2 separate regions of the Homo sapiens genome follow, and region 2 is linked to region 1. Evidence: read pairs that join two places in POLR2A ChIA-PET (ENCODE). Cell type or tissue: PC-3. All regions are shown on one strand.

Region 1 (2,500 bases):
CAAAACTAATCTATCATGATGGAAACCAGAAGTTATTGCTTTTTGGGGTAAGTAGTGGGATGGACTGGGAAAAGTAAAAGGGAATTTTCTGAAGGGATGGAAATGTTCTGTATCTTGATAGAATGTGGATTACTAGGGTGCACACATTTATAAAAATGCTTAACCTTAACACTTTAGATCTATGCGTTTCATTGCATGTAAGTCACGCCTCAATTTTAAAAAGATAAGGACATGGACTTTGGGATCACACAGGGTTCATCTCTGCCACTTACCAGCTGTGTGACCTTGGCCAAGTGTTAAACTGTCAGTTTCCTCATCTGTAAAATGGGGCAGAACAAGAGTTGAGAATAACCTTGTAGAGCTGCCAGGAAGAGTAAATGAGATAAATGTTTTAAAGTCATTAACATACAGTAAATGCTCATCAAATATTAACAAAAAGAAATTAGAAACCTTTTGTCTTGTATTTCCACAAAAGAGAAACATGCAGGACTAGAGCAGCTAACTGCTGGGCAATTCATGTATATTATCTCATTATTTTTTAAAACAACATTTAACAAGAATTACTACTGTTTCAAAGATGAACAAACTGAGCTTCACACGTTGCCTATGCTACTCAGCAAGAAAGCAGGAAGGCCAGGATGCTAACTTTCACTCATGTTTTTTCCACTGTACCATGCACCCATGCATTTCATTAGGGTCGCTTTCAGCAGGTATCCCTGCAACTGTCAGGATAGCCCAATTTATATAAGAAGCTCCCTCCATTATCAATAGTGCTGGCTCAAGCCTCAAGCCTGACACTGAAAAGGAGGCAAATTCTGATGGCTTTACTAGTGAATGGAAGCAGGGTTGCAAGTAGAAGCCTGAAAATGCTGTAGAAGTCTTTTACTTTATTCTCAGACTTCAAAGATGGTTCCTGCTACTTGAGGACTCTGATTCCCCCTTCCTTAGAACAATTTCAAGATAACAGAATTCTGAATGTAAAATCTGTGCTTTAAGTGGAAGCTAGAACCTATTGGCTCAATTTGGCAGAATAGCCATGGAAATCTGGCAGCTAAAATGAGAGAGAATTTTTTAAATGCATGTCTTTTTTCTTAATAATGTGATGTTCTTAAAAACAGAAAACTCAGAGATAATGAAAGATACCCTGTAATCTCATTTTCCCAAAAACACCACTATTAAAATTGGATCACCTTCCAGACTAAAAATTTGCCTTCTCCTTAAGTCTACAGCATCCTACTGCATGAATAACCACAATCCATTTATCGAGTCCCCTATTAAACTTAAATTGTTACCTTTTTTTTTTTTTTTTTTTTTTTTTTTTAAAGACAGGGTCTCGTTCTGCTGCCCAGGCTGGAGTACAGTGGCGCGATCTTGGCTCACTGCAGCCTCCACCTCCTGGGCTCAAGCGATCCTCCCACCTCAGCATCCCCAGTAGCTGGGATGACAGGCATGCACCAGCACGCCTGGTTATCCAATTTTTTTTACTATTATAAATGCTAAAAGAAGCATCTGTAAACATACATTTTTCATAACTGTCAAGTATTTAGGATAAATTCCTAGACGTATGAATTGTTCAATCTAAGTTTTCTTTTGTGGCGGGGAGGGTGGAGACAGGGTCTCACTCTGTTGCCCAGGCTGGAGTGCAGTGGTGCGATCACAACTCACTGTAGCCTCGACCTCCCAGGACCAAGTGATCCTCCCAAGTAGCTGGGACTACAGACATGTGCCGCCACACCCAGCTAATTTTTGTATATTTTGTAGAGATGAGGTTTTGCCATGTTGCCCAGGCTGGTCTCAAACACCTGAGCTCAAGGGATCCACAAAGTGCTGGGATGACAGGAGTGAGCTACCTCTCACCTGGCCTGTAATTTTAAATTTTATATTTTTAAATTTTAAACTGCCAAGTCTGAAAAATTAACCTGCACATTATCAGTTTTAATAGGTATCAGATTACATTTTTAAGAGTTCCCATTTTCCCACACTCTCATCATCCCTAAAAATTATTTAATGTAGGAGCTGAAAACTCAAATGCCTACAGAAGACTAGCAGGAAACGTAAATGGGTAAAGGAGGCCACCAAGGTTCTGTGAAAACCTAAGAGTATACGCTCATTTAAAGAAGGCAGCAGGCTGAGCACAGTGGCTCACACCTGTAATCTCAGCACTCTGGGAAGCCGAGGTGCGCGGATTGCTTGAGTCTAGGAGTTGGAAACCAGCCTGAGCAACCTGGTGAAACCCCACCTCTACAAAAAAACACAAAGATTAGCCCACCGCGGTAATGCGCGCCTATAGTCCCAGCCACTCGGGAGACTGAGGTGAGAAGAACTGCTTGAGCCCAGGAGGTCGAGGCTGCAGTGAGCCATGATCGCACCATTGCACTCCAGCCTGGGTGACAAAAGACCGTGTCCCCAATCCATATAAAGAAGGCAGCCACTACTCTGTTCCAGCCAAGAGATGCCATATAAAAATCTGAGCTCAATGTTAGATATTACAATTTATCAA
Region 2 (2,500 bases), 790 kb after region 1:
AAGCTCAGCACTAAATGTTCGTGTGACTATGATGACCTGGACATGCATTTCTCTGCCAGCTCCTCCTCCTGGGGACTCGTAAACTTGTCGTTTAATCTTTATGTTTCTTTTCCTCTCACGTAGTTTATTGGTTCGTATGTATACATATTTTTTTTTTGTTTCTTTTGAGATGGAGTCTTGCTCTGTCGCCCAGGTTGGAGTGCAGTGGCGCAATCTCGGCTCACTGCAAGCTCCGCCTCCCGGGTTCACGCTATTCTCCTGCCTCAGCCTCCCAAGTAGCTGGGACTACAGGCGCCCGCCACCATGCCCGGCTAATTTTTTTGTATTTTTTAGTAGAGACGGGGTTTCACCATGTTAGCCAGGATGGTCTCGATCTCCTGACCTTGTGATCCACCTGTCTCGGCCTCCCAAAGTGCTAGGATTACAGGCGTGAGCCACTGTGCCCAGCCTCGTATGTATATTTTTTTAAGAGGTGGGGTCTCGCTATATTGCCCAGGCTGGAGTGCAGTGGCTGTTCACAGGTGCGATCCCATTACCGATCAGCACAGGCGTTTTGACCTGCACGTTTCCAACATGGGCCGGTTTACCCCTCCTTAGGCAACCTGGTGGTTACCCACTCCCGGGAGCTCACCATACTGATGCTGAACTTAGTGTGGACATCTGATCAGCATAGCGCTGATCTAGGCTGTAGCCCAGAAATCCTGGACTCAAGCAACCCTCCCATATCAGCCTCCTGAGGAGCTGGGACCACAGGTACACACCACTGCACTCAGTGGTTTGTGTATTTTAAAATCTATTATAATAATTCCAAATATTTTTGGGATCAAGGTAGGATATAAGTGAATTAACCTATCATCATCATTGCTGACCATAAGAACAAGTTTGAGAATCACCTGTGCAAGGAAAAATGACAGTCAAAAGCTGAACACTTTCATGGTTATGTCTTCATGTCAACTGTTTTCCATTCACCAATTTAAAGAGCTGCTTTAATCTGAAAGAGCTTCTGGTAGCCAGAAAAAAGCTAAGTGTGAGCAGTAAGAGGAAAGGCTAGACTTGAGCAGAACATCCCTGGTGTTTGTGCCATGAGAGGGAGTAACGCTGCCAGCTATGCATCCTTGGGAAGGAATTTAAACTCATCTGTAAAATAGGGATAACAGAGCTTCCCTCAGAAGGTTGCTGTGAGGATTAAATGAGACAATGCAGGACTTCCCTTAGCAAAGTGCTCGGTCAATGAGAGCTGCTATTATTGCAAATACAGACTGAAACAGAAACCACTGCAATAAGGTTTAGGTAGATCCCTAGCCTATGAGTCACAACAGGCTCACAGCCTTACCAGGGAGGGCACACCGGGGCAGGGAATGCTGGCATCAAAGCGAAAGTCTGTGCTCTTTCCCTCGTGTGTCCAAAGTAGGGGTGCAGGGTGCATATCTATTTAAACAAGCTTGCTTTTAAGCTGCAGACGGCATTTAAGATTAGAGACTTGCTCAGCAGCCAGGATTCCTACAGTTCCCTAGTCTCTCAGGTCCTACAAATATAGTCTAAAAATGACGAGTAAATGTCAGAACCCACAGAACAAACCACGGCAGCACAGATATCAAAGGACACGTGACGCTGGGTCTGAGCTCACATGTCCACCCCACACAGCCTTGGCTTCTTCCACAATGACCTTCCATGGTCCACGTGGGTTCCTCAGTGCCTCCTGGCTTCTGCACGTGCCATTCCCTCTTCCCTCTTCTTCACCTAGCTCTGAGTCCTGCTTCAAGACAACCTGGTTCAGATGTTTCCACCTCAGGGAAGGGGAGGGTGGAGCTACCTGTCCCCTTCTCTGTGCTCCCACACAGCGCCTTGTTCCTACCTTGGTAGGAACACTCATTGGGCTCTTCTATAATTTACCAGCTCAAGCTGCCTCGCTGCCTCCCCCAGCCTCGAGGCAGGGATGAGTAATCTCTGTGCTTGGTGCATTGTTGATGCTCAAAAAATATTCATTAGATGGATGTTTGGATGGTAGTGTAGCATCACATGTCCTTTGATATCTGTGCGATCATGGTTTGTTCTGTGGGTTCTGACATTTACTTGTCATTTTTAGTCAATATTTGTAGGACCTGAGAGACTGAGGAACTGTGAATCCTGGCTGCCGAGCAAGTCTCTAATCTTAAATGCTGCCTATAGCTTAAAAGCAAGCTTGTTCAAGGAGGAGCTGAGGCTGAGAAGCTTGGCCCAGATTGTTGGTCAAGATTTGGATTTTCTCTCATATGCAACAGGTGCTAACAGAGCAGGAAAGTGACACAATCAGCTTTATATTTTGGTGAGATTCTTCTGGTGGCACTGCTGACAATGGGCTGGAGACTTATGGCAGGAAGACCCATTCCAGGAGGATCGTGCCAAGCCTTGACTACTCTATGGCAGGGGCTGACTGAATCTGCGTTCCTCACTGAGCCAAAGCCACTACGCTGATGCCGTCCGTATCAGAGCTCGGACCCAACATCAGCTATGCTAAAAT

The links. ChIA-PET counts read pairs that join two places held together with the same protein. Peaks named below come from ENCODE experiments on the same cell type or tissue, not always from the same donor. Only the 100,000 strongest peaks of a DNase experiment are listed, where the experiment ranks them.
Region 2: POLR2A ChIA-PET joins it to region 1 with 7 read pairs; 1 of 35 experiments calls an interaction of 5 or more read pairs at or near these places.

Annotation. Positions count from the first base shown.
Region 1 is chr9:124,717,511-124,720,010 of GRCh38, forward strand. The region is part of intron 2 of NR6A1 (nuclear receptor subfamily 6 group A member 1); the gene reads right to left. LOC124902269 (a long non-coding RNA gene) reads right to left here. Exons shown (of 2, transcript XR_007061772.1): 1 at 273-2,500. Among named protein-coding and RNA genes, the nearest start is that of MIR181B2, 25 kb to the left of the region's middle. In PC-3, no CTCF peak of the experiment used is centred here; no DNase peak of the experiment used is centred here.
Region 2 is chr9:125,512,434-125,514,933 of GRCh38, forward strand. The region is part of intron 7 of MAPKAP1 (MAPK associated protein 1); the gene reads right to left. It also overlaps the pseudogene RN7SL30P. Among named protein-coding and RNA genes, the nearest start is that of MAPKAP1, 190 kb to the right of the region's middle. In PC-3, no CTCF peak of the experiment used is centred here; a DNase peak (open chromatin) is centred at 1,298; H3K4me3 peaks cover 1,196 bases; H3K27ac peaks cover 2,180 bases.